Linked DNA regions of Mus musculus: regions 1, 2, 3 and 4 are each linked to region 5. A link is a loop called in an ENCODE intact Hi-C map of the cell type or tissue named here. Cell type or tissue: heart. All regions are shown on one strand. Links, peaks and the distances in the headings refer to the core of each region. The heading gives the core; the rest is flanking DNA. Region 1 overlaps Ldb2 (LIM domain binding 2). Region 2 overlaps D5Ertd615e (DNA segment, Chr 5, ERATO Doi 615, expressed). Region 3 holds the start of Gm40296 (a long non-coding RNA gene). Region 4 overlaps Ldb2 (LIM domain binding 2). Region 5 has its middle 32 kb from the start of Ldb2.

Region 1 (5,000 bases), core at 1-5,000, 66 kb after region 5:
ACCTATGACTAGCAGAAGTGGGTTAGAGGCTAGTGGAATACTGAAGGAGTAGGGAGGAGGCTGGAGCTAAGCTTTGGCTTTCAGCAGCATGGAGGGCTGTTGTCCCTTCTGTAGTGTATATTCTTTGATCTCATATGGCTGGGGGGAGGGGTGGCACTCAGCATTTTGCTTGTTCTAACCATAGGAAGAGCTATGGACATCCAATGAGTAGAAGCTAGAGATGCTGATAAACATCAGACAGAATGTAAGATAGTCCTTCAGCAGTGAATTAATCCACTCAGTGTCTATGGAACTGTCCTGAAGAGACATGACTTCAATGACTAAGAGTGTTGCTAGCTGGACCATGACTCAGAGTCATATTCTTTTTATACCTCTGTTGATACCTTTGTGGACTGTACCCAGTTTTCTTCATCTGTACAGGTGATGAAATAAGACAATAGAAAGAATGTGGAGGTAGGAGGGATATTTTTAGAAACATTCCAGCACTCGAGTTTCATACATATGCTCTTTATATATTTATATTCTAGCCAGAGAGTAGCTCTCCATACCCTAACAAAGATACTTGCTTTGTTCAAAGGCCTTCTTGTGTAAAGACTCCTAGAAAATAACGTAAATTTCATTTTTCTCATAACTGTAAAAATCATCCTGTGTGTCCAGCCTTTTTACTGGACATATATGGACTCATGAGGTCATGACCTATGGTAGCACCCAGGACACCATGCTGATGAGTATGATTTCATCAACACTGTCTTAGTTCTCAGCTGTGGATGGTTGTCCACGTGACTTCAGTGTTATAAAAAGTCTGCCCTGGAGTATGTACTCATTGAATGAAATAGTCACAGAACACTGTGGAGAAGTCACAGAGTCTGTGACTGTGGTAAATCGCTGTTTTTGTTCAGCTTTGCTCTGCTTTTATAGAAGAACCAACTAACAATGGAGACGTTGAGTTGCCCATGACACACAGCTGATGGGGTGGCAGCCTTAGGCCTTGTTTATGAGTGTGGACATTTCAGAACAGACTACTCCATCATGCGGGGGATCAGCATTCAGAGATGACAGACTGCTATTTCCCTCCGTTTGGCCAGATGGATCAGTTAGAGAAGGACTTCTGAATATAACACAGATAACCAGAGATCCAATGAGCTCAGCTGTGGGAGCCATTTAATGTTCTTTGTGACAGCGTTGCTACTATTCCCTAGAAGACCAGGGCTCTGACTTGGGCTGAATGTGTTTTTTTGTGCTACCGCTCTTAGAGAGCTTCGTAGAATTACATGCTCTGAAGTACAGAAGTGTAGCAGGAAATGTCCTCACAGACGATGGGAGAGTTCTTTACTAGGACACCAAAATCTGCCCATCTTTCTGTGTTTGCCTCAGCAATCCATGGATATGAAGGTAATGTCTTCAGACAACTACATTCGGCTCATTCTAACGTTGGAAGTTAAGGAGCCATTCTTGGAATGGGCAGGCCTTTTGTGTCCTCCCTTCATCAAACTCTGAGAAGAATTCTCTGTCTAATGAGATAAGTTCTTGTCAGGAAGTTGTAGACAAAGAGAAATATTTTTAAAATGCTGCATTTAAGATTTTACGTAGCACCTAACCAAATTCGAAGAGCTCCCATAACGTCAGTTATTCTCCTGCCTTATTACCAACATCTCTGGTATTCCATGAAATTACCTTTTCATGAAATATGGTAAGGTTCTCAACAAATATTGCTTCACTTAGACTTTGAGTAATTTGTGTGCCTCCAGCTGACTGTGTAGCTCAGGGAGAGACTTCTTCCTCTGTGGTTCTCACGTGTTCAGTAAAATGTAGATAACCCTTCCGCTGTATTCAGGTTCTCAGTGGCAAGCCTCTGAGTGTGTGGCTCTTGACAAGTCACAGTTACTGTCTCCAAAATGAGAGTACAAGGAAAAGCCCCAGCAACTGGTGAGCATCAAAAGAAAAAGAGTGTAGTTCACATCTCACTCTCACTCTCACATAGATACTGAGGAGGGGAGAGTAGAAACAAGCTGGTATAGAGTGTGCTGGTATTGTCAGCGGTGTTCATAAAGAATCAAGGGCCTCTGTGGAGCTCGTGCTCTGTATACCCATCACTCAAAGAATTCTGCTGGGACACAAGTTCAAGTGGTAAAATGTCCCAAAACGGGCCCTTTGCATTTTCTGTAGTATAATCAGGAGTGGGACCTCTAAGCAACAGAGTGAACATCCAACACTCATCATTCATCTAGAGTATGCTAAGCTCAGTTTCCTTGTCTGTAAAATGGGAATGAAACCATGGTAGTGCTTCAGTGAACCATAGCAGAATTCTGTGCTTAATAATATCCTAAGAGATAGCTTTCTTTAAAAGTATGGTAATTCAGCAAGGTTCCATTTGATTTCATGAAGCAATTACCAAAATATTGTTTTAATAAGTAATCATTTATTATACAGATAAAACAGAGATTAGTCGTTATATTTGCCCCAGAAAGTTTTACAATTAGCAAAAGTTTTCAATGGATTCAGTAGAAACATATTGTTAAGAATATGCAGTAATATGCAACAATGCAGAAAGAATTGCACATTGACGCAGTTTGTGTAGTTCAATAAATACTGTATTGGTTTCAGGATGGAAAGAGGATGTTGCCGAAATAATTGTGATGTGATAGCTTAAAAAAAATAACAGCAACAATAGGCCAGTGTGCAGGCCAGCAGGAAGCTACAACAATACCCCCACCTTTTTCCTGTACCTTGCCTGAGTTCCTTCAGGCGACACAGATAACCGATGGGCGATAACGTCCAGGACTGGCTTTGGTGCCCATGGAAAATAGAAGAATTAGTGTCAAACTGTTATCTGATCAGAAAGTGGACACAGCAAACGCCCTTTCCATGCTGTGTTTAAGGAAAGTCCCTTGTGGGCACAAAGTCCTCTTTCCTCCTGAACTGTTCCTCCAACTGCTCAGAGACTTATTCTTTGGGGCATTCAGTGTGAGGTCAGTTCTTGCCTGGTGTGCGGTGCATTATGGGAGCAGTCAGTGCACACAATGTGTTACTATCTGCAAAGAGCAATTTGAGAGCCACCAAAGAACTTTGCACTTTCATTATATATGCTCATGTATAATCCTGCAAAGCTCAAAAGTGGCTGAGTTCTGCAACCTCCCATAGAGCCTCAGTTTCCTCAGTTGTGCATGGACCATATTGATGTTATGCATATCTGATTGGCTATTATGGGGCTTGTATGAGAATATGCTGCTCAAATGTTTAGCCAGTCACATATTGGGTACTGTTTGCTGTGTGTCAGTACTCAATAGCCACTTTTAATAGTAGCAGGCCTGACAGTGGTAAATGAAGGCTGCATCAATCATCAATATATTTACTGAATAGTCAACATTCTGAACATCATGTTAGGCTGGGCAGAATGGAGAGAGATGGTACTCAAGCAACATGCTCAAGGAGTATGAGAAGTAACAGAAAGAGGCACATATCAGTATAGACTGAGATGTGTGTATGTTTGTGTGTGTGTGTAAGTGCATGTGTGTATATATATGTGTGTGTTTGTATATGTGTGTGTATATGTGTGTGTACATGTATGTGTATGTGTATATGTATGTGTGTGTGCATGTGTGTGTGTCTGTGTGTGTGCCTCTGTGTGTGTGTGTGTGTATGTGTGTGTGTGTGTGTGTGTTTTACTTGTTTAGATAGTGAAGTCAGAAAACGCCTTGCCTGTGAGGGGACATTAGACCATAGACATCACAAAAGGAGTGTGGCCAACATTTTTATGTCCTGTCAGAGGGAAGAGCCATGTCAAAGTTTTACAGGCAGTGGAAATGTCTTTGTTTGTCATGGTGAACTGCAAGAACCTCTGTGTCCCTGGGACAGGGGGAACTATGTCACCTTGCTCTAGATACCTTTGGGAAGACATATTGTAGGCTGGCAAAAGTAGATTCAAAAATATCAGTCTGGAGACAGGATGGGAACAGTAATGATGGATCTGGCCGAGTTCACTGAGTAAAAGTGTAAAAAGACCCATTGCTGAGCAATCCCTAAGTACCTTCTGATCTACAGGGATAGAGGACAAAACAAGGAAGCACTTATGACTTCCAACATCCCAGGTTCTATACCATATGTTCCCTTGGTACATGTCTGTAAGCCGTGCCAATTACAATGTTAGTGTTCTATGAGGTAAAAAAGAAAAGGTACCATGACAGGCTGACACAGTAAACAAAAGTTTGAGAGATAGAAAGAGAGATACAGAGAAACAGAGACAGAGAGACTTTCTTTTTAAAATGTCTGAAAATTTTGAATATGCAAAGATAAAATCAGCGGTTCATTTTGAGGCATCTTTATAAGGACATCAACCAACTCAAGTGTAGGGTTTAATGTCCCTAAACATTTGGTCATTTCTGGAATTGTGCTACATAAAACAGTGCTACAGGGAATATTGTGTGTAGTGGGGTGACCATGGCTGAGCTACTCATCCTGTCTGACTTCAGTTTCTTCATATGTAAAGAAAAGAAACCAGTAGTGTTTACCATGGAGGACCAAGGAGGAAGTGGATTAAGGCAGTGATCAGAACACTGGATAAATGTGAGCATTTCTCCAAAGCAACTATTTCTGAGTAGTTACCAAGCTACACACCTGGGGAAGTTGTTAGACTCTAAGAGGAGTCAGTTATGTCAGTCCAACACAGGAAGAGGTTCTCCAAAGATGATGTCTTTTAGATTGAGCACCACAACCCAGAATCCTAGCATCATGGTACACCAAAGCTCAGAGAGGCAAGGGATTTTAAAGTTTGAAAGGTCAAATACTGAAGGAGACACATTCCTTGGTTACTCTTGGTTACTAGATTGGACTATTGGTTATATATGTCCTTCTCCTTTTGTTTGTTTGTTGAATAAAGTTATAGTGGTCCTTGTACAAGGTTGTGTTTCTGACTAAGTCTGTTGCAATGAATCTTGTCATTAGATATGCATACATGATGTCTTCCTTCATGACCTTTTAGCTTGCTTTCTCTCTCTCTCTCT
Region 2 (6,348 bases), core at 782-5,781, 450 kb before region 5:
TGCTGTGAATAGCGCTGCAGTAAATGTGGAGGCCCAGAGATCTCTGTGGTGTGTTCAAAGTCCTTTGGATGTATACCTAGGGCTGGTATAGGGATTTTCAAATTTTTCTTCCTTCTCTTGAGACTTTTGGAAGCTATGGTGTTATTTGAGCTAAGAATCAACTGCATCTAATTGGAAGCTCTTCTAGTTGTGGCAAAAAAAAAATGGCAACAGACACAATTAACTTTAGTCTAGAGTGCCATGTTTAAAATTTATAGAGACCCCAGGGCTCTCCTTAAGTGGTTTGGGGACAAAGTTTGAATGATTCATTTCTGCTTCTCTCCTGAAGAGGGTCCTGAGCTAAGAAGCACATTTTGAGGTACCTGAGAGATACAGGTCAGTAGGTAACAGCACAAACTGTGCTTGTAGAAGGCCAGAGTTGGATTCCCAGTTCCCATGCCAGGTGGTCTGTAATTCCATCTCAGGGGATCTGAAGCCTTCCTTGGCACTGCACTCACCTCCCCCTCCTCAGTACACATGCATAAATATTTTTAAAATAAAAGAACCAGACTATGGTTTGAACAATAGCAATTTGGCAATGCTGACTACCAAACCTAAATGAAACAAACCCCAGAACTCATGTTACAGAGAGAAACAGATAGAAATAGGACCTAATGCTGCAAACACTGAGGGAATCCCGATTTAGATGCATGGGTGTTCATCTTCTGTTGTCCCAGTATATCCACCTTGTATATTCATAGGGTGTTAGTGATAGGATCCCTGTGGATATTCATATCTGTAGATTGTGCAATGTTTGTCACCACCCACATCTTCCCATATATTTAAACTCACCTCTAAGTCACTTGTTACTCTTACTGTGTAACTACAGTGTAGTCGGTTTCTGCACTGTGTTGCTCAGGCAATAGTCACAATAAAAAAGAGTTCATTCATGTTCATTTCAGATCCAGTCATCCTCCCTGAGATTGTGATCCATACCAACTTGCATGTGTAGATGTAGGGTGTTGATCCTATGTATGCAGGAAGACACCAGTCATTTTTTAAATTAATTTATTTTTTACACTCCATATTTTTTTTTGTTTTGTTTTTTGTTTTTATTTATTTATTTATTTTTTTCCATTTTTTATTAGGTATTTAGCTCATTTACATTTCCAATGCTATACCAAAAGTCCCCCTTACCCACCCACCCCCACTCCCCTACCCACCCACTCCCCCCCTTTGGCCCTGGCGTCCCCCTGTACCGGGGCACACAAAGTCTGCGTGTCCAATGGGCCTCTCTTTCCAGTGATGGCCGACTAGGCCATCTTTTGATACATATGCAGCTAGAGTCAAGAGCTCAGGGGTACTGGTTAGTTCATAATGTTGTTCCACCTATAGGGTTGAAGATCCCTTTAGCTCCTTGGGTACACTCCATATTTTATCCCTCTCTCATTCACCCTCCAACTGTTCCACATCCCACACCTCCTCCCCACACCCTGTCTCCATGTGTATGCTCCCACCCCCACCCCACCTTACCTTTAAACTCCCTGGGACCTCCAGATTATTATTATTTTTTTGGGAGGGGGTTTCGAGACAGGGTTTCTCTGTGTAGCCCTGGCTGTCCTGGAACTCACTCTGGAGACCAGGCTGGCCTCGAACTCAGAAATCCGCCTGCCTCTGCCTCCCAAGTGCTGGGATTAAAGGCATGTGCCACCACTGCCCGGCAAGGGGCCTCCAGATTCTTGAGGGTTAAGTGCATCATCTCTGAATGAATACAGACCTGGAAGGCCTCTACTGTATGTGTGTTGGGGGCCTCATATCAGCTGTTGTATGCTGCCTGTTTGGTGGTCCAGTGTTTGAGAGATCTTGGGGGACCAAATTAATTGAGACTGCTGGTCCTCCTACAGGATCACCCTTCTCCTCAACTTCTTTCAGCCTTCCCTAATTCAATAATGGGGTCAGCTGCTTCTGTTCATTGGTTGGGTGCAAATATCTACATCTGACTCTTTCAGCTGCTTGTTGGGTCTTTCAGAGGGCAGTCATAATGGGTTCCTTTTTGTGAGCGCTCCATAGCCTCAGTAATAGTGTCAGGCTTTGGGACTTCCCCTTGAGCTGGATCCCACTTTGGGCCTGTCGCTGGACCTTCTTTTCCTCAGGCTCCTCTCCATGTCCATCCCTGTAATTCTTTCAGACAGGAACAATTATGGGTCAGAGGTGTGACTGTGGGATGGCAAACCCATCCCTCACTTTATGTCCTGTCTTCCTGCTGAAAGTGACACCAGTCATTTTTATCTTGTGTATTTATTTTGTTTGAAGACAGTCTCTACAAAGGACCCCTTGGAACACTAATATCTTCTTACTCTAGATACTGACTTTATTATGCCATTTGATGGCTGGTAAATTGAGACATTAATAAATAAAACTATGCAAATAAGTTTTACAATTTAGTCATTGCCTGACTATAGACAAGCAACTTCATGCCCATGAGCTCTAGTTTTCCTATTTGCAAAATAGGAACAATAATGTCTGCTCTGTGCTGTTATGAGGGTAGAAATCTAATCTAAATTGTCCCTTAACTCAAAGGCCAGCCCCTAAGAATAAGACTCTTGTCTGTGTTTACCAAATATAGTGTCCTCCTGACTCTTTGGCCAGGACTCAATTTCATGTTTCCTGGTCAGTTGTGAGTGTAGAAGGGAAAAGAGAGGATGTGCGTGTATTAGGAGTGTATGTGGCTGAAATTTGACTCTGTTAAAGCATGCTGTCTCCTAACAGCTCTTCTTTTGGGGTTTGGAGAAACAAAAGACTTCTTCTCTTGGTTAGGAAACCAAGATCTAGAAGCATGAAGTCTCTGGGAGCCATTTCTTCTATTCCTAAAATTGACTCTAATGTGCTCTGTGACCTATGGAACACACTTTTACCTGTCTGAATCTCTGCTTCCTATGACATAAGATAGGTCTGGGGACATTGCTTAGTGTTTAACTTCCTGGTGTGAGCTTTACCTACCTGGTGTGAGGTCTTAGTCTTGAATTTGATCAAATTACAAAAATAAAATAAGGTAAAATGAGGTGGCTAGTCCAGGTGGCATTAGCGACTCTTCAATCTTTGCAGTTTTAAAATTCTATCCAGATTTGGGAGTATAAAAACCTCGAAGTGTGTTTCTTTTCTGTAAAATGAAGGGGTGTGTGGTAGCAACGAAGAGGTCGATGATGGGACTGTTATTTTAAATTGGCCACTTGGGGTCGCTAGCGACTCGAGACTGGCTGATAAGGACAGCAGAATGCCTCAGGGAATGGATTCTGGGGGCGGTTGATGAAATTTTCTTTCTTGTCTCTCCCTTTGGTTCTAGAATTTGGCAGAAAACTTGATCGCATCATTAGTGTTGAACAGCTCTTAAGCACGTGGCAGAGGACTGTATAGAGCCTAGGCTGTGGCAAGGTAGCCATGCCCATCCCCAAAGAGAAGAGAAGAGAAGAGAAGAGAAGAGAAGAGAAGAGAAGAGAAGAGAAGAGAAGGGAACAGAAAGAAAATAAAAGGAAAGGAAAGGAAAGGAAAGGAAAGGAAAGGAAAGGAAAGGAAAGGAAAGGAAAGGAAAGGAAAGGAAAAACAGAAAAGAATTAGACAAATATCGGAGATGCAGCTGGTCCTGCCTTTTGATTACTCGGTGTGCCTTGACTTGAAAAACCGGTTCTGCAAGGTTAAACTGGGTGGCATAAAACCTGACTCCGAGGTAGTGTAGTTTGTCCCATAGAATTCGGAATCATCAAAGGCAGAGAGCATTGAATTCCCACGGAAGCCCGCTGAGTAGGGGGTTTTCCTGATGAGCTCTGCTGATGAGGAAAATGTAGCGGAGAAAGACGCAAAAGTCCCAGTGGAATCCAGTGAGGGATCACCTAGCAAGAAATAAACAAAAGAGGGCCAAGCGTCTTTGCACTTGGAGCTGACAAGCTCCGCATAATGTAACCCTGTCCAGAAGAGCAGTACCCTGCTCAGAGCATGAGAATAGCTTTCTGCAGTGCTGTGTAAACAGTCTTTTTCACTAGCCTTCCTGGCTGCTAAACTGGGAGAAGCTTAAGTGGAGGAGGAGGAGGAGGAGGAAAAGGAGGAGGAGTCATCGTCAGAAGGATCTTAATAGAGACAGATTTGGAACTCCCACTGTCCCCTTTCAGGTCTTGAATTACTGTTAATTTTGTTACACCCATCTCTCTTCTCCTAATACTTTTAGAGAATGACAATAAAGAGTCTGCAAAACGAGGGAAATCCACTTTGCCAGGCTGGTCAAAGAGACCCTATCTAGGGGCTGCTTCAGATGGAGGTCTTCTGCAACAGAAGTGAAATATCTATGCCCCAGGTGCCCTTCAGGGGTCATCTGCAGTACCCCTTTGCAGTTTGCTGTTGGGGAGCAGCTTACAGAAAAGGAAAGTGTTTGTGCCATTGTTTGGGGGCTTTCCTTGTTTGCCCCCTCCAAACCTCCAAGTCCAGTCCCTGGTAAACTGTTGGGGACTCTGGAGACTTCAGCGTCTTTTCAGTTTCTTCCTAAACTGTACATTCACACCCATACTGTTTATGTGCACGATCCCCTCTGGTATGTGTCCAGCACAGTTACAGAAACGTACTACGTCTGGGTGCACTCAGGACTTTCAAGGGGTTAACCTCTTTTTTTATATTGCTATCTTCTGTGAAATGGAATAATGCTGGTATTTCCCTAAGGGTGTGATGGGTAGGTTGTAGCAATGTTGAAGTGTAAGGTGATCCAGACTTAGTGACACTATGATAGGTACTATTCCTTGAACTTTGCAGTCCATGATGGTAGCATGTATAACGACAGAACATTCAAAATATAGCTACTGGTGCACTGAGAACAGACTGCCCCGAAAACACTATGGGACATCTCCAGCAATTTTTACACAGATCCTAAGTTTATGTTGTAATTGGTTGCAAATATGTGCTTGAATAAAGTGCCTTTTAAAAGTTAATCTTATGCTACTTTTTGAAAATATGGCTACTAGGCAATTATTATACAAATAATCATGATAGAATATTTTTTTTTACAAATGGCTTATATTTGTATCTCACACTTTATTTCTGCTTGATTTTGCTACCCTAGTCCCTCTAGGACTCATCTGTCTACTAAAATACTACCATTCAACACTACCAAGCTCATTTTGCAGAGCCAACATTACTTGGTAACAAAACAAGAAAGAAAGAAAGAGGAAAGAAAAAGAAAGAAAGAAAGAAAGAAAGAAAGAAAGAAAGAAAGAAAGAAAGGAAGAAAGAAAGAGAGAGAGAGAGAGAGAGAGAGAGAGAAAAAATGAAAACTGTAGATTATTTTCCCTGGTAAATATTTTTAAAATCTCAATAAAATACTTGCAAATTGAATTCAAGAACACATTAAGAACATCCTACACTGTGACCAAGTTGGTTTCAGTCCAAGGTTGGTTGAACATATACAAATTGATAACTGCAATCCAACCCGTAAGTACAAAAGGATAGCAGCCACATGACAATCTCAATCCATAGGGTAAAGGCATTCAAGAAAGTTCAACATCTTTCCATGATAAAAGCTGTGAAGAAGCTGGGGATAGAACCTACCTCGATATAAACAGGCTACATATGAAAGACACACAGCCAGTATTGTACTAAGTAGGGAAAACCTGAAAGCATTTCTTCTAGAATCTGGACTAGGATGAGGATGCCTTCGCTTTCCACTCTTGTCACTACTTGAGGTCTAAGCTACAGCAGTAAGACAAGAGAGAAAAAAAGATGCAAATTAAAAAAAGGAAGAACCCAAATAATTCCTATTTGTGAACCACATGGTTCCATACTGAGAAGAGTCCAAATATTCCACCAGAAAACTGGTAGACATGATAGATATGTTCAGCAAAGTAGCATTATACAAAATCAACATATGAACACCCCTGGCTTTTCTATACATCAGAATTAACTTGATTAGGGGGGAAAAAACCCTCATCCACAATAGCTTCAGAAAATAAAGCAACAGAAATCTGGAAATAAGCCTAGCCAAGGAGGTGAAAGACCTCTGCAGTGAAGACACGAAGACACTGAAGAACAAAGTGTAGAAGATATGAGACAGTAGAGAGACCACTCATAGTCATGGATTGGCAAAATGAATATTGTGAAAATGGCCCTGTTACTGAAAGAAATTGTTATATTAAAATAGAGGTTAAGTGGGATGGCCATCAAAACTGTAATGGCGTTCTCCACAGAACTAGAAAATTCCTAAAGCAATCCTAAAGCTTATAGGGAGACACAGAAGACTGTAAATTGATAAACCAATCCTTACTGGAAAGCACTACTCGGAGGTACATACCTTAAATTGTGTTACAGACCCATGAGGACAAAAGAGTACACAGC
Region 3 (6,348 bases), core at 558-5,557, 530 kb after region 5:
CATTCCCTTGCCATTATTTCTCTGCGTGGTGACCTTTAAATTTAGCCTGAGTATAAGTGAGGTTGTCAGAACATCGGGTTACATTATGCAGTTCAACTATTTGTGCCTTGTAAAGACAACGTATATTCCAACAAGGAGCGCACAGTGGAGGAGGTGCCCTGGCGATATTCTGGAATTATCAGAGCCAGAATGCATCCAGAAGTCAGTCAGTGCTTAGGACGACTCCGCCTTCTTGAAAAGCTGCTTGCTGAAAACAGGTTTTCATTTATTCTCCCAGAAGATAAGATAACCTGTGGCTGCTGTGTGGCCTTGCTTCCCTGGCATCTTGGAGAGAAACGTGTTTGAAGGCTACAGGAGGGGGTTGGAGAGGGCGGGGCAGGGGGCGGGGCGGGACAGGGCGGGGCGGGACAGGGCGGGGCGAGTAGACTGTGTTGTCTGCCTGCAGGGCTGGTTTTTCCGTGGGGGCACTGAGGAGGCTTTGAATAGTAAACTGAACCTAAGGCTCCAAGGCTTCCCAAACTGGTGCTAGTACTAAAGGACCTTTTGTAGGCATGAAGAATCTCCCAACTCCTTTCTTAGCTGTTTGATTAGCTGCCCTCACCTTCTCACTGATAAATAGCTCAGACATGACGCCTGGGTCCTGTAGCCAATTTCTTGGAGGCAGTTTCAGAGGCTGAGCAGGATGGGCAAGAAGCACAGGGAGGAGGGGAGGGAGACCCAACCTTTGTGCCTCGACAAAGACTTTATGTTGTGCTGGAGTTCCAAGGCACGTGCTATTAGCTGATATCTAAGGGGAAAAAAAAGAGGAAGAAGAGAAAGAAATGGTTCAAGCACGTGGAAACTAGATTGGTCCTTGGAAACTGCAACAAGGCACTAGATAGAGATGCCCTCCTAGAATGAGCCAGCTCAAGGTCAAATGACAGCCGTGATAATGACCTGCACACTTTTACAAATCCTGAAGTACATGCATGGCAGGAAGGTCATCAGATAATGAGAGATGTGCATGCTGTTGGGCCTGTGACTAAGTTCCAGACACTACTCGGTGGAGTCACCTGCAACTGCCATTTTTCCCAAAATGCTTCTATCTGAGATTAACTCTCTTGATTCAATACACACACACACACACACACACACACACACACACACACACACACGCCTGCATACCTATAGCTATACCTATAAGTATAGGTATATACCTATAAATATAGGTATATATATAGGTATAGGTATAGAGATTTCTATTCTGTCCTGACACTCTGGTCCAGCATGCCTCGGCGACCTGCCTCCTTACCTTAGACAGTGGTTCCACTTCCTTCAAAGAGGTGATGGTTAACCTTGATCTTCAATGTGATTTTATTGAGTAGCACAGTTGAAAACATCTCTGCTGTTGATAAGGAGGAGTGGAGTGGGATAAGAACATTTCCAAAGATGATTAGCCAAGGAAGGAGTGTCAGCCCTGAATGTTGATAGCACCATCCACTGGGCTGAAGGCCTAAATAGAATGAAAGAACAAGAAGGGCTGGGGCTCAGCGATAAAATGCCTGCCTGTGGTGTGTGAGATCTTGGGTTTGATCACCAGCACAGACAAAAAGGATAAGGTAGAAGAAGCCCACTAGCACCTTTCTGTTTTATCTCTCTCTCTCTGTCTCTCCCTCTACCACCCACCAATTTCCTCTCCCCTTTCTGACTACCATGAGCTGAACAGCTCTGCTTCTCCATAGTCTTCTACCATGATTCTCTTTCCCACCACAGCCCAAATCCAATGGAGCCAGATCACCATGGAGTGAGCTCTCTGAAACTTTGAGACAAAAATCTTTTCTCCTTTTAAATTGTTCTCTTGAGTATTGGTCACAGCAGATTGGTCACATCAATACAATAATGATGATGATCATAATATTTTTAAAAGAGAAAGCAAGAATCTAACAAGCTATGGCTCTAAGGAGAGACAAATGAAGAAATGTAACAGTGTCTGGCACATAGTATCCTAAAGAACAACCCACAAAGATTGTCTAAGTGCTATTCCAGGTTTCCTTCATCCTAGGAACTTCTTATGAACGAGCATTTGGATCTTTCTAGGGCTGGCAATAAAATTCTAAAGTAACACTCTGGTATTCTCCTCGGATAATTGTATCTTCTCTGACAAGGATTGTCAGCCAAAGGTACCCATTTTCCCTGGCTCTATGGACCCAAGGTGGGTCTGTAAGACTCTCCATCATTCCCCCAGCCACGTTATGCTTTCTGCTAGTACTGAAGCTATGCTGTGCTCATGCAATTGTTTTCTCAACAAAGACAATGGACAATGAATTTGTTGAAATCAGGAAAGTGATTTATCAGATCGTTATTGGTTACATTAAAAATTAACCTTTGTTGCTGCAACCGAAGACTCAACATATACATTATTAGAAGAAGATACTGTTACCAAATAATTAGCCTTGCCAGCATTTACTGACTCTGCATTGGCTGTGTGGTAACGTTTAGTATGTCTCTACAGTGGTGGGTGTCTTGACCCCATTTTGCAGATAAAACCCTAGTCACCTGCCATTGCACTTGTGACTTGCTTTGTAGCCTTCAACGTTTCTCTGAGTCTGTCTGTGTCTCTCTGTCCTGGTGTGTTGTGGGGTTGCTTATACCACTGACACACAGGAGACTTCAGGAAATCAAAAGGGATGCAGAAGAAAGCAGAGCACCTTAGGTGCCAAATGCCCTTTAAACCATATCTGACTTCCTGTGATCAAAATTGGCGTTTTCAATCATCGGTTTTTGATGGCTCCTTTAAACCATCTGCTGTTCTTCATGCGTGACAACATTAGATAGTGCAGGTTTCTGTGAAAAGTTCAGTGACTACAGACTTCCGGGTAACAAGTTGTTTGTTTGTTTGCTTGCTTGTTTGTTTGTTTGTTTGTTTGTTTTACCCTGCAAGAAACACAGTCCTTATATGGATATTCCCACTCCTTCGTTCCTGTGTTCTGTGATCGTGGCTTGTATTCTTGGCTTTCCTGACCAGTCTTAGACCCTTCTCCTCTCCTTCTCTTTATATCCCCCTATATTTTCCCACCTGGAAGTCCACAAGGACTAGCAAATGCCAGCAGTGACTCTACACAGTTTTATGAGTGCTTTTAGTAAATTAGGAATTAGAGCTGGCTTCCTGTGTTAGAACGGGGATTAGAAGGAAGGTTTTTCCAACGTCTCCTGAGGATTATACGAAAAGTAAGCAGGAATCATGAAGATTGGGAATGTTATTTCCAAATGCCAACATTTTTAATAGACAAACATTGCCTGCGATCCGGCTGCAGTATATTAGCAAAGAATAAAGAAAGCCATGAAAAGGTAAACACTGGTGGGCTCCTGGAATGGGTGAATATTCTTACTGGCTCACAGCGCCATCTTGTGGCCTGTTCTTAAACAGAGCCCGTTTTCATCGTAAATCAAGCCGACCTTCTGATCCTGGGCAGGTGAGCCCCCTTGGCAAAGTACAGGAGCTCCTGGCGTCCTGATCTTCCCTAAGCATGGCTGCCAGTCACCCCACTTGTTGGATAATTTTCTTCTCTTTGCTTTAAAACATTTATGATGTTTTCTTTCTTTCTTCTTAACTGGTTCTTTCTAGCTCCCATCACCAAATCTGCTTTATGTAACTCCTGAGGTGTGCTCCTTGCTTTATCATCCCATGCTTCCTGTTTCTTCTCCTCTCTACAGATTTTTATATTCCAGACTCTTCCACTTTCTTTGAGCATTGCACACCGGTGACGCATATGCAGACACTCAGGCATACATACATACACACACACACACACACACACACACACACACACATTAAAAAAAAAAAAAAAAACTGGCCATAATGGCACACACCTTTAATCACAACACCCAGGAAGCAGAAGTAGAAAGATCTCTGTGGGTATTGGACAAGCCTGGTTTATATGGCAAGTTCCTGGCTAGCAGGGCTATACCTTGAGATATTGTCTTTATATATATATATGTTATATTAAATGATTGGGCTGTTCTTGTTTTTCAGGTCTCTTCCTTGAATCTTTTGATTGAGTCTATTTTCTTACCTTTTGCTTGCTGGTTCACAGCAGTTTGTTGTGTATTATTAACATGCTGCTCACTGCGTTTTGAATTCCATTTTTAAAAGTCTATTGTTTTCGCTAACGCCTACTTTTATGATTCACAGTATGGTTTCTGATAATGAAAACAATCCTCCCTTTGCTTGTGGTCTGAGATAGCGTTCTTGCTCCACTTTTTGAATCGTATAAGCTCTTTCCCCAGTATCCACTTCTCAAGATCTGTCTGTACCCACTAGTGAGTCTTGCCGCTTCTGTCAGATATTGAGCCCCTTAGTGTACGTGAATTCTCTCTCATAACTCAAAACTTTGTTGCTATAGGTGAACAGTGCTGTGACAGCCTGGACTGAGTGTTCAGGGCTCCATAGAGACCCTTCGTATCTACTCAAGAATCCCCCTTATGTGCTGCTCTCTTTAAAAGTTAATTTAACTATCCATGGACTTTTAACATTAGCCACTAATTGGAAAATGTGTGTTAACTAGCAACAAATCATCTTGAACTTTTTTGAATCTGAATTAACTTACAAGTTTTATTAAGTTGAAGCCATTATAGTTTTTGCATTCGCCTCATGATAGCAATATCATATTCACATTTTCAAGTCTTTGTCTATTTCCTTCCTAAAGCTTTAGGGTGCTCTCTGTAAAGCTCTAATGTAGATAAGGGATACAGCTTAACACGTGTGAGGACCCAGGCTCCATCCTCAGGACCAGGTACAGAAGTTCTTACATGCCCTCTGTTTAAGTAGATCTTAAATATGACTTACTGTGACTAGGATGTTCTCCATCTTCCATTTTATGGTCAAGTTTATTATGACTGATATAAAGAAACACTTCAGATTGTATACAGCTTGTTAATATTGCTAAAGCTGGCGAGTAAGATTTTGTACAATTATTAAAACGTTTCATTAATTTCACTTTTTCTTTCCTTTTCAATCATAAAATTTAAACCTTTGTTTGTGGTTTCTTTTTAAAAGACAACCTCACTAGGTAGCCCAGGCTGGCCCTAGACTCAGTCATATAAGTGCTCAGGTTAGGACTATGCCACCACCAGGTATACAGCCTATTCCTTCTCTTAGAGAAGTACCAAGACTCCATATGACAGCAGCCCACATTGTCCAGTACAACCTCATCTTTATTAATTACATCTGCACTGTCCTGGTATCCAGCGAAAATCAAATTCAGAGAGATTAGAGTTAGCATTTGAAAACAAGGAACTGCTCATCTTCACCTCTGCCTCCACTCCTTCAAATCCAATTCTCCTGTCTCATCTATAGCTTGGCTGCAGACAGCCTGCTGCAGCCTCCCTCTCCCCTGCTCTTCTACCCTGTCTCCAGTATATCACACACACCTTCCCCTCCAAACTGCCTCACACCTAATGCTTTATCCCAACCCCCAACTCTAGCAGGTATTCCTTGGGAACCTGCAGGCCACTCAAGCCAGAGAAGCAGGCAGACTAACTACAGATCTTCACCAATCTCTCCCACCCCCTCTCTCTCTTCCTCTTCCTCCTCTCTTTCATTCCCAGCTCTCCAGTTTCACTCCATCTCTACAGCAAGCCTCCTGCTGCATCCTCCCTTCTACTCCACCCCGATATCCAATAGATCATGAAAATCTTCTCCACTAACTTTTTTCTCCACTGGTCCTGCTATCTCGGCCCCCAACACCAGCAGGCGTTGTCTGGGATCCTGCCTGCCAAGTCTAACAGAGAAGCAAGAAAGTCATCAAATCAGGTGGGCAGGCTTAAGTTCTTCACTCTCCCTCCTCCCCTCCACATCCAATGCCCAGTCTCATCCCCAGCACCCGATGTGGCATCTCCTTACTCTTTGCCCGGGTTCCCATGGAACCAAACAGAATCTGGTAGAACTTCCTGCTTTCTTCCCTCCTGTGGACCCCCTAAGGCACAACCCCAGCCTGTTCCCTTCTATAAGGGTCCACTAAAAACACATTTTACCCAGAACTCCAAGTGACAACACCTCCTCTGAAGATTTCCTACCAGGCAATAAATACACACACACCACACTCGCCTAGGAACCAGATAGGACAACAGAAACCAAAGATCAAAACAACAAAACAAAAAAAGATATCAGCTCTTAGAATTACAATATTCCCAAATCCAGATATCCTAGATGCCAGAGTAAAAACATAATTGATAAGAGCCAGGACAATGTTTCCAATAAAGCCCAGCAGCCATGAGTATTGCAACATAGCTGAAGCACAAGACGAAGAATTTTACAGAGCCTGTATGGGCATGATAGAGGTTCTTAAAAAGAAAATAGATAAATTCCTT
Region 4 (5,000 bases), core at 1-5,000, 340 kb after region 5:
AGGCCAACGCTAAAAGAGTCCTGTGAAGACACTCTGACGTCCTAAGGTGGGTACATGATACCAATTGTGGAGGCATGCCACACTGGAGTAAGACGGACTATAAGACCATCCTTACTGTGTCTTGCCCATTGACATGAAAGCATCGCCCTGCCCCTTGGGGTGCATATGGAGACTGAGATTGAGAAAGCACCTCAAGAACATTAATCATAGTTTGCCCTGCACAGGCTTTGGGAGCCAAGCCAAGTCCACTCAAGCTTGGACTTTAAAACTGCCATCCCCACAGGTGCTGTAGACAGGGCACTCATTGTTATTTAATGGTCCCCAGGCAGATACTAAGTGAGTGTTCGGCTTGCTTCTCCACTATGTTCCCACCCCTGAGTTTATACTCATTTTGCTGGAGAGTTGAAATTGTCGCTTGGTGCTCTGTGTGGAGAGTGAACTGGAGTGATTAATAATTCAGAGCCCTCACATGCTGTGTGATATGAATTGTGTTGATAATTACATGATTATGAATCTGGTTTGAAATATTATTAATGCTGGAACTATCAATACGTAGAAGCTTTACCCTTCAGTGGGGTTTGCTCTGCAGCTGGCTTGAGCCTCCAGTAACCATTGGATGACCCTGTTTGGTGGCCTCATCTGCATTCCCTTTGAGTACATTTAATTAAAATTTCAAGTTGAAAAGAATTGCAGCTTCCTTGTAATCCTGAATGGAATGTTATTAAGCCTGTGTGTTCTCGTCCTAAGTGACCACCTACCAACAGGGTGTCTGGCCTTACTGATCCAGAGGTGATGAGAGAGCTGGCCTTCTCTGTCTGTCTTGCTCTCCTATAAGTTTCAGGCTTATGGACTAGAGACTAAACTGATGCTCAGAGTCAAACTGAGGACTGTGCCGGAAGTTTTATTTGTGTCACGAACATTTTTTAATCATAACATTTTGTTTTTATTAACGTAAGAAACTGAAGCAAGTTGATGATATACATCTGTGATGTGCTGTGATAACCTGACGTATGTATACTGTGTGCAATGGCCAAGCCATAGAACACATTCACTTCCTTTCCTTGAACACTGATCATGCTCTGTGTGTGTGCTCTTCAAACTCATCTGCTTTAACTCAGTCCGACAACACTGAACCTGAGGAGAGGCACATCACTGTAGGCCCAAGGTGAGCTTTAAATCTAGGTCTGACTCAAAAACCCAGGCTCTTTCCTGGCCTGCTGCAGGCATAATCTACATATAAAATGTGCTGCTTATTAGCAATGGTTTAGAAATTCTCCAAAATCTAGAACTCTGTGACACTAGCCAATAGATCCAAGAATAAACTAACAAAATATTATAAGAAGAAATGTTTCCTAAGGTATTTTTAAAAACATGTTTTACTCCAAATATATTGATTGTGCTCTATTGACTGCCTAAGACCTTTTGAAGGCATCTCAGGGCCATCTTCAGATCTGTGAGTTACAGTCAAGGACTGTTCTGAGGATATTGGATGATGATGGCCACCCTAATTTCATCACAAAGTTCCTTTTCTTCCCCCATCCTCCCAGCTGCTTGAGCTTGTGAGTTCATCCATAGTGGGAACAAGAGTCTACTGACTGGCTTTCAACTTCCTAACTCCTAGGAAGTAGCTCCCATCTAAGTCAGGTCAAAATGACACAGGGAGATCAGTTTGTCCTGGAGAAGAATGACAGTTCCTCAAATCAGAGAGGACCTGAGAAAGCCGACTGCACAGCCCCAGGATCCAGGGCTACTGGAAGTTAGTACCATATCTGAAGAAGACACCCACAGCTCTGGGTTTGAAGAAGCCTCGTGACTATTGCTCTGTATACTGTGTCATGGAGACAAATAAATAGACATCGCTCATTAGAGAGACAGGAAGATCAACATTTGTCCAATGTTCACCTCCCCAAATTACATCTGATTTTAAGAATCTCACAATGAACCCACCTCAGAGTAGGAGACTCCAAGACTACCAATAAAGTTCAAAATATGCTACTATTAATAGAGGTGGAACTTAAGAGTGGGGGCTAAATGCCTGGACCTTTGTCAGCTGATTGATCATTCCTTTGTAAGCAACTGGTTTTACTTTCGCTGTTGTAACATCAATCTACAGTCCACTGGCTAAAGGCCAAGCTGGCCTTCACCTTGGCACGGGACCATATTCTGTGACTCAGTGCTTCTTGTCCATTTATTAGTGCTGCAGACTTCCTATAATTCAGTCTAAAAATGGCATCCTGTGGAAAACACTGCATTTGTGATTGAGCCCCAGTAAAGAGGCACTCGAGTGTATGTATGTCCCTAGAGAGAACACGGTGAAGCCCTAAACCCATCATCTGTTATGTGCCTTCAAAACCTTAATTCCTATCACAATTTTAAAGTAAGAGAAAAAAAAATGGAAGGAAAGAGAAAGGTAAAGAAAAATGCCCATTCCTGCCCCACCCCTCCACTAAGGAAAAAAAAAAAAAAACAAAAAAACTCTCAGTCTAAAAAAAAAATCTATTTTTAATGCTCAAGACGATGGTGGTGAGGGAGATTGAAACCACAGAAAAAGGCTTTTATTAGAGGCTTTAATTCCAAATGGAACTCAGTTGCATTCATCACAGGTCTTATTCTCCATTTGCTCATTAGTTTGAACGACAAAGTCTCCGTGAAAATCTACGGATATGGGTGCTTCCTCATCTGATACCTTGCCACGTCCTCTCCTGAGTGTTTTTAGACAAAACTCGTTTTGATTGTGGGCGCTCCTAAACCGCACCCCTGATTTGAAAGTGTCTGTTCCTCTGCTCAGCTCCGCCAGCCCTCAACTGTGGGTGACGATCCTCTAAACCTATGATTGATTTGGGACCCCGAAGAACTTGAAGGAGACAAATGGTGTTTGGGAAGCAGAGGAGGCTGCCAAGGACACAGGTGAAGAGTGACAAGGGATGTGTTTCATAATCACAATGAAGACCAGCAAGGGCGATATGATCTCACACTGTATGGGAAGATGTGACTGGTGCGTGCAGCTGGCTTACCAAAAGTCAGGAGCTGACGCAGAACTCCCGAGGAAAACATTGTTTGCCTTTCAGAGGAATTAAGGGAAAGGAAATATCACTCTCCAGCTTCATATCGACAGCAACGAGGGGCTGGGAAATTGCTGTTTCCTAAGCTGTTTCCGAAAGATACAGTTGTGAGCTGGGGGGTTACAGGGAGGTAACAGAAACCAGAATGGCCCAAAGCTGCCCTAAGAAGAAAGGGCTTGGCCACCTGCTTCTCAGTCAGCTTGAAAGAGATAACCACTTGCCGGCAGCAGAGGGGAGTGGAAAGAGAACGGGAACTTTAGGATAACCCATTTGTTCCATGGGTTGTTAGTGAGCACCTGCTGTTTGCTGAGCGCTTTTCTGCCTGTTGACCAAAGGAGCTGAACACACACTGATTCCATGACTGGTTAGTTAGTACTCTGGGGACAAAGTACTTAACACCTCTAAAAACAAAACAGAGAAACGGGGTGGGGGGGGGGGGCTGGGGCAGGGGCACAGATCCAGATCTATAGCCATTGTCATGAAGATAGCCTGAGAGAATGTATGGATGTAGATAGAATAAGATCATGTATGAATGGAGAATCACCTTCATCTCTCGGAGCCTGATTGCTTTGATCTTAAGAACAGACAGTAAGGCCGAGCTCCCAGAGCCCACCCATTGTTTAAGGGAAAGGCAAATCCAGCCCGCCCAACCATACATACACCAAAATAGTAGCTGGCAGTTTCGGAAGTCCTTCTGCTAGCACACACGAACAAAATTGAGTAAAGTCAAGCTTTAAGAGCATCTTGCTGGGGAGAAATGGGAACAGTCATTTAAAGGATACCTGGACCTTCAAAGCGAGGCTTTATCATGCAGATAACCCCAGAAGAAAACGAGATATGGGAATATTTCTTCTGTTTTTGGACGAATCAAAACTTTTTCAGCTATGACTTAACAGGTTCTTGTTAGGCCTTAGGCCACTTGGTTCTGCTTCTGGTCGCAAGGGGCACTGAGGAGGAGCTGGCACCTTGCGTGCCTTGGGAGGTTTCCTCTGCACCTGCAGGCAAATGTCACTGATGGCAACAAGTTCCAAAGGCACAGGAGAGTAACTTGCTACAAGCCGTTCCTAAAAGCTAAGGACAAGGCCAGAGACCACATCCTCACAAAAGTGAATGTCTGATTTGAAGAAAGAAAACCTTTACCACATTCCCCAGAGCAGTGGCGAGGGAAAGACGTAGAGTAAGAGGAGACATGACCACAGTGCCATGGCTGACACTCACTGGGCATGGTGAGAACAGGCTGTCTCCCAAATCCCTTGTGCTCTGTTCTTACCATTTAAAAGGATTGGGCATGTTTGGGCTTTGAGATTCCTGTAATAACTGGAATCTGATCACCTATGGTTTCAGGTTTTAAAATGATTTGGGATTCTGAGACTCCCTCCAAATACAGAAGTCTAGAAAGAGGGAATAGCTGAGGCATTATCACACCCTTCTAGCTAGAAAGCACCTGAAACACCTCTAAATCACTATCTCCACCTAATATACTCACTTCTTGGTCCTTCTCGGGGTAGGGTTTGGGACCAAGAAGCTATGCTTTCTATTATACCATCAACGAATTCAATGCCAGGAGTTGACTTTGTTAGATAGGTGTTAACCATAAAGTCACGTGTGGATCAAGACACCCCAGTAATATTGGACCCATTGGCTGGCTTGAATAGGAAATATTTTCAACATTACCTATAGATCTTCTGTAATGGTCCCAGTGACCTTGATGCCCCGAGCAAGAGAAAAGCTGAGACCACATGGAGAAGTACAGGACTAGAAGGTCTCCCAAGGGGAGCAGAAGGGAGACAGAAAAGAAGAAAACATCTGTAGTTCCTCCTGAGGCCTCATAATACTCTGGGATGGGTGGGGAACTCTGCCAACAAAGGATGCACGTTTCCAAATGACAGCAGGGAAGAAAGATGAAGACGGGGCCTGCCCGGCTCTAACTTCCTCCTT
Region 5 (6,348 bases), core at 776-5,775:
CTTAATTTTGCATTCCAAAACAATGTTAATAAATAATATTAAATAAATCAGTATGTTGGTTTGGAAATGTGGGTATCATTCTTCTTAAACTTGACTTTAGTATAAATGTCTCTGGATTTGTACTTGATGCTCTGTAGCACACCTTTACATATGTGAAGGCAATATCTATGAACTCTCTCTCTCTCTCTCTCTCTCTCTCTCTCTCTCTCTCTCTCTTTTTCTTGGAGGGGGGGTTTGAGACAGGGTTTCTCTGTGTAGCCCTTGGCTGTACTGGCACTCACTCTGTAGACCAGGCTCTCCTCAAACTCAGAAATCCTCCTGCCTGTGCCTCCCAAGTGCTGGGATTAAAGGCATGTGCCACCATGCCAGCTATGAACTCTTATTTTAATACATTTTATGAATATAAATATATGCATATAAGAATTTGAAAATTGTCATACAGTTTTTCTCTTTGGACCTACTCATATTGTCAGTTCTATGAATCCAACTCCTCAGATTTAAGTAGCTTTGCACTCCTCAAACAAACACATAAGATTGTAGCATGTATTTATTTAATGTAATGTTAGATCTCATTTACTAATATTTCATTAAATATTTTTCCTAAGTGAGTGTTAGCATGAAAAGTTTATGACTCCTCTGTTTTAGTAGCATTTTTATCAACTTTCATTCAATTTATAAAACGTACTTAGCACCTTTCCTTCCTGTTGACACTGACTCTTAAATATCACTGGTCCTGAAAAACACATCTGCCCTTCTATTTAACCAAGGCTGTCTGTCCACCAGAGGACAGAGAACAGCCCAGTTGAGGGCACAAAGCTTTGGCTCCCAGGGAAGCTTGAAACTACGGATGACGGTGTGTCAAGGTCTTAGAGCTATTTTTCATTTGAGAAAATTGGATAACACATAGCAGGTGCTACAAAATGTCGGATATTATGATCAAATGACAAAAAGAGCAGGGGCCTGCAGAAAGTCATGAATCCTAAATCAAAATCAGCATGTGAGATTTGGCAACAGGATGAAATATTTGAAGCTGGCAACTCCTGGGCGTGCGGTTATAGCTTTTATAGACTCCCTAGTGGTTAATTGCAGTTTCTCATGTGTGCAGAGAAGTAGAGAAGAAAGACATGAAATGAACTGACGTTGAGGGTACTTACTAAGTGTGAACGTAAGTACTGAGGGATTTTCTTACTCAGTCCTTTTAATCCAAATTGAAAGCCTATCAGATTGGTGATTCCTCACTTTCAGAACTCTCAGCTGAAGAAATGATTATTCAGGATCTATGACTTTCTGGAAGACTGGGAATCTAATTCATGAGATTTCGAACTGATGGAGATGATACCAAAAGGAAACTGGGAATATTCTAACTATCACTGAAGGAATTTTTTTCTTCACTGAGATTATTTATCTGAAGAGTGGATGGTAGAAAATAAAGACCGGCCCAGGGGCATGTGATGAATACCCTTAGCATTGGAGAATTGGAAGCAGGAGTATTAGGAGCTTGGGGCTAGCCTGGGTTATATGAGTTCTTGTCTCAAAAAGACCTCAAACTCTCCTGAAAAGAAAATGAAAGTTACAAAATAGAATTAATAAAAAAAATGGAAAATATGTATTTTCAGTAAGTCTCAAATGTATGTACATTGTGCATATATGTGTGTGTATGTAGATATATTTTATTTTATTTTTAATTATGCATGTATAAATACATCTGTATGGGGGTATGCCCTTGGATGTCAGAAGAGTGTGTTGCATTATCCCTGGAGCTGGAGTTATAGATGGTTGTGAGCTGCCCAAAATAGGTGTTGAGAATCAAAACTCAGGTCTTTTGCAAGAATGCTACATGCTCTTAACTGCTTAGCCACCTCTCCAGTCCTACATATGTTTAATCACAGAATTTTCCTCTAGCAAAGGAGAGTATGAGTGAGGGCACTTGTTGTGGTCTCTGGTGGTTATTAGCCCGAGCTATTTGCTGCATTTGTCAGAGTTTGCACGATTTCACAAGAAAGAACCAACGAGAGCTGGAGAGATGGCTCAGTGGTTAAGAGCACTGACTGCTCTTCAGAAGGTCCTGAGTTCAAATCCTAGCAACCACATGGTGACTCACAACTATTGGTAATGAGACATGATGCTCTCTTCTGGTGTGTCTGAAGACATCTACAGTGTATTTAGATAGAATATTAAATAAATCTTTAAAAAAAAGAGAACCAATAAAATAGTAGAAGACAGATGACTAGAGCAGTATCCAGTAAATACAGGTGATCTGTAAACACTTACTATTTGGAAAAAAAAAAAAAGCACAGTGAGTTCTACTTTTGAAACTCAATGTAATTATTTCTCCATTTTAGAGGCTTATGAAGCAGTGAGTGTAGATTCCTGGGGGTGGGGCTGTTGCCAAGGAAAGATGGTGCCCCTGTTAGTACCTCTGCTTTTGAGACAGTAAATGGGTTTAGGAGCTCTTGAGTGATGAAGTGTATCTTAGTGGCCTTTGGGTTTCTCTTCAACTCCAAATCTTATTCAATGAACACTTGTACAGTAGAAAACCCAGCAAGGGGCATACAAGTGAAAGTTCCAAATGAAAAAAATATACAGAGGAGCAATTAACATGAAAGGCACTTAATCTCACCGCATTCAGAGAAAGGTCAATTACTATAGATGCCAAACTGGGAAACTGTTGAGAATATATGTCATAAATTATTTTGGATCTCTGTTAGAGGAACTCAAAGAGAGGGTCTCACATGTACTATACAGCACCCAACAAATATGTGTCTCCAGTTCCCACATATATTGTTTTAAGAAATTGAATATTGCCTTTTAAAACATTCTATTCTTTGATTACTTTTTATTTAAAATTTATTTGTTTGTTTGGTGTGTGTGTGTGTGTGTGTGTGTGTGTGTGTGTGTGTGTTTACGTATCATGGTTCCCTTGTAGCAAGCAAGGGACAACCTGAAGGAGTTGGTTTTCTTCTTCCACCATAAGGGTTCAGGGATGAACTTAGTGCTCAGAGTTGGTGGTGAGTCCTTCTACTCAGCAAGATCTTTTGCCAGCCTCTCTTGATATAATGATAATATAATAATTGCTATCAGTGATCATAGCCACTTTCCTTCTCTTTCAGGACAATAGTGGGTCTTCATATTATTGAATATAATAAAAGGTAAGAAGGAAAGAGAGAAAGGAAGAAAGAAAGAGAGAGAGGGGGGAGAGAGAGAGAGAGAGAGAGAAGGAAAGAGGAAATCCCATGTTGACTTCATGTTCGTGATCACCACAGCCGAGGGCTCTTCATATTTTCATAAGCAATGCTGTGCCAATTGTCTCCTTATGTGCTAGGTGTGTACTACATGCTTTTTGTTCAGATTTGTGAAACTCACAAGAATGTTCACCAGTATTCCACTTGTCTTGTAACTTAGTTGGCTGTGTTTTATAAACCCAGAAGCTAGGAATAGAAAGCCCTGGAGGATATAATCCAGAGAGGAAAAAAACAAACCAAGGTTGTGGAGGCTAAAATCAAAATGAATGGGAGCGTCTTGAGGATCAGAGACTGAAGTGTTCATAGAAGCTAGCAGCATCCACGTGGCCTCCCTGAACCAGGTATATCATGGGTATTAGTCTAAGTAATGGGAAACCCTTGAGCGTTTTAAACAAGGGTACCTGAGGTGAGATTCATGGTTTCTACTTGTGTGCATGCCGTCCCTGAATCAGCCACTAGAGGGAGACAGAAGGTGACAGGGCAATCACAAGTCAAGCCCTCCCCTCTACCATGACCTTCACAGTGGGAACAGCCTGCTTCAAGAAATGTCCCAAAGGGAAATTGACTTTCTCTGATTAAGGAAAAGTGGCAGTGACTTTATGAAATGATGCCTCGCTAATTGGATTCTTACAGATTTCTGATATTATTCCAGTAGCAGCAGAAGAATCTTTAAAAGAATATGTCCTGTGGATCAATTAATAGGTATCCAAGCAGACCTCATATATAATAGGGGATCTGAAGAACTTTCTGGTTGGCATATGGCCCAGGCATTGGAGATTTGGATATTTTATTATCATTTCCATGTTAACAGGAGACACTAGCCTCCAGCTAGTTCAGAAGAGATCACAATGGATCAAATGGTTACTATGGGACATCTTATAATTAATAATGCTAGACTTCAAACCTCCTCAGTCACTTGTTTGGTTGCAAAGCATCAATAAAAGATGACAACTGAAGAGATTCTAAAATGCTTAATGGTATAAAGCATGGTGTTTATAGTTAAGAGAACTACCATGTAAACACCAGTTTGGGGACATCCTGTTTACTACAATGCTCAGATGTGCACACCAGCACTGCTCTGGTGACTGTCTTGACTGAAAGTGACCTGCAGCACACTCTGTAAGGTTAAAGATGGTAGAATAACATGAGGGAGTTCTAGCTGCGGCTTAACCACATGCTGTGTGACTTAGGCAAATGACTTAACTTGTCTGAGCCATAAGAGTGCTCACTTCCTGACTAAAGGACTTAATACATGCAACTTTTGACATGGATCAGGCACATTCAAGCAGTGTCAGGTGGGAATCAGTCCTTGTGTAGTGAATGCCCCCTTTAGACTGATAGGATCCCTTTTCACATGTGTTCAAAGATCTGGTTTGATTTTGTTAATTTTAATGGTTTAAATCAAATGGGCAGCCACATTTCTGATATGGGTGTAGGTACATCACTTTCTGCTGAGTTTCATTGTGACCACATGAACCTAGAGAATCATATAAAACGCTTCTCCTTGAATTCTCTCTATAGCATCCAAAGCAGGAACCCTCTGGCCACCACCTCTGCTGCAGCAAACATTGCAACCTGGAACTGCAATAATGGTTTGGCTTTCTCACTATCTTAGGTTTCTTCTAAAGAGCCATTTATTTAGGTTCAAGTAGATAAAAGAGTTGTGGCAGTGCCTTTACTTGTGGGACTATCTCATACCTGCCTAAAATGTCTGATTTTAAAACTGGAAACATCATTGCAACAAAACTCATGTATAGCAAAATAAATTGGACGTATACCTTCAATTTGAATGTGGTAGGGATTGATACCAAGGAGTCTGTGTAGAGGCCTCAGTGGCTGGCAGACTAAGATGGAGTCAAAACCCGAGGCTCAAGAGAGCTTCATTCTCTCAAGAGGTAGCTGGGTAAGATCTGGGTCACTCACCATGCTGACTACTGAAGCTTGACATACTGTGAAATCCTAAGACAATATCATAGCCATTTACAATATTAATAAAAGGGGTATTGCAATGTTTAACTTGTCTTAGGATATATATGGCTATAATAAACATTCCAAAGGGAAAATGAATGCTGCTCACCACCTGAGGGAGGAGGTAACCTACTCTCCCAGGTAGAAAAGTGGATGATGACCCTCAAGTTTTGCTTTTAAGAGGAGAAATTTTAAAATGAATATTTTGCTAATGAAAATAATTAAGTGTAGTTGCTAATTAATGCAATTAAGCATTGCTACTCGTTTTTATGCCAATCACACAAAAATAATGCATGCATATAGGCTATGTATTTCTGACAGGTGAAAGGGTTTATATTTGGAATGTGTCAATTCATACTTCAGCCATTTGCTTGCATACTGAAATGCATTTTACCTTTTCATGTAGACACTGGGGAGTTCATCTGTACTGAGTGCTTGTATTATGAGGTAAGTATAATCAGCCTTGAAAACTACCCATCTGTACTACCTCCCCGCCCCCTTGGACAGCTGTGTGGAACAGGAGGCAGATGAGGGTAGTGACTTCAGAACAAAGGGGACAACAATCTCACTCAAGATGTCACAGATATCTATTACCTGGTGATCTAGAGAAAAACAGCAGTGGGGACTGGATATTGTCAGATCTTGTTGGCCGATGATGTTCAAAAAAGCCTATGGGAGAATTCTCTCTTACTTGAGGAGAGGTGTAGGCTTTTTGTTCCAGTTAGTCAGCTGTTTGTTACTGTAACAAATCAGCTGAGACAATCAATTTTTAAGGAAGAAAACCTTAAGTTGGACTCATAGTTGTAGATGGTTTTATGCAGGGTTGGTTAAGTTTAATGTTTCCGGGCTTGTGATGAGGTAGCAGATAACAGGGAGTAAAGGTGAAGAATAGCCACCCACCTTATAGCTGTGACCAAGGAGATGGAGGAGACAGAGGACGTAGCTGAGAAAGAGGAAGAATACCCAAGTTACCCTTCAGAAACGTCTAAATGAACTAAGGACTTCCCAGGACCTCTCCCAGAGATCGCGCCATGTTTCAATAACATTACAGACTGGAACCCAAGCCTTCAGTACTGAGTCACTGTGATACACTCCATATCAAGACCTTTCACATATAGGTCGGTGTCTTCCCAAACAC

Evidence for each region. Hi-C counts contacts between places; a loop is a spot of excess contacts. Peaks named below come from ENCODE experiments on the same cell type or tissue, not always from the same donor. Only the 100,000 strongest peaks of a DNase experiment are listed, where the experiment ranks them.
Region 1: it touches region 5 in a loop (2.7-fold over the local background); 3 of 42 quality-filtered maps call a loop at or near these places.
Region 2: it touches region 5 in a loop (4-fold over the local background); 2 of 42 quality-filtered maps call a loop at or near these places.
Region 3: a loop joins it to region 5, with 7 times the contacts of the local background. A loop is called at or near these places in 8 of 42 quality-filtered maps.
Region 4: it touches region 5 in a loop (2.0-fold over the local background); 3 of 42 quality-filtered maps call a loop at or near these places.

The regions. Positions count from the first base shown.
Region 1 is chr5:44,762,931-44,767,930 of GRCm38, reverse strand. The region is part of intron 1 of Ldb2 (LIM domain binding 2); the gene reads left to right. Among named protein-coding and RNA genes, the nearest start is that of Ldb2, 34 kb to the left of the region's middle. In heart, for the core only: no CTCF peak of the experiment used is centred there; a DNase peak (open chromatin) is centred at 2,760.
Region 2 is chr5:45,275,701-45,282,048 of GRCm38, reverse strand. The region is part of intron 4 of D5Ertd615e (DNA segment, Chr 5, ERATO Doi 615, expressed); the gene reads left to right. Among named protein-coding and RNA genes, the nearest start is that of Gm46912, 120 kb to the right of the region's middle. In heart, for the core only: a CTCF peak has its summit at 3,212 (motif pointing right); a DNase peak (open chromatin) is centred at 3,238; H3K4me3 peaks cover 951 bases; H3K27ac peaks cover 910 bases.
Region 3 is chr5:44,301,415-44,307,762 of GRCm38, reverse strand. It overlaps Gm40296 (a long non-coding RNA gene), which reads right to left and starts at 1,466. Exons shown (of 4, transcript XR_868403.3): 1 at 1,292-1,466. In heart, for the core only: a CTCF peak has its summit at 3,378 (motif pointing left); no DNase peak of the experiment used is centred there; H3K4me3 peaks cover 305 bases; H3K27me3 peaks cover 857 bases.
Region 4 is chr5:44,492,448-44,497,447 of GRCm38, reverse strand. The region is part of intron 5 of Ldb2 (LIM domain binding 2); the gene reads left to right. Among named protein-coding and RNA genes, the nearest start is that of Gm40297, 64 kb to the right of the region's middle. In heart, for the core only: no CTCF peak of the experiment used is centred there; DNase peaks (open chromatin) are centred at 2,147 and 3,197.
Region 5 is chr5:44,828,849-44,835,196 of GRCm38, reverse strand. No RefSeq gene overlaps it. Among named protein-coding and RNA genes, the nearest start is that of Ldb2, 32 kb to the right of the region's middle. In heart, for the core only: a CTCF peak has its summit at 3,696 (motif pointing right); no DNase peak of the experiment used is centred there.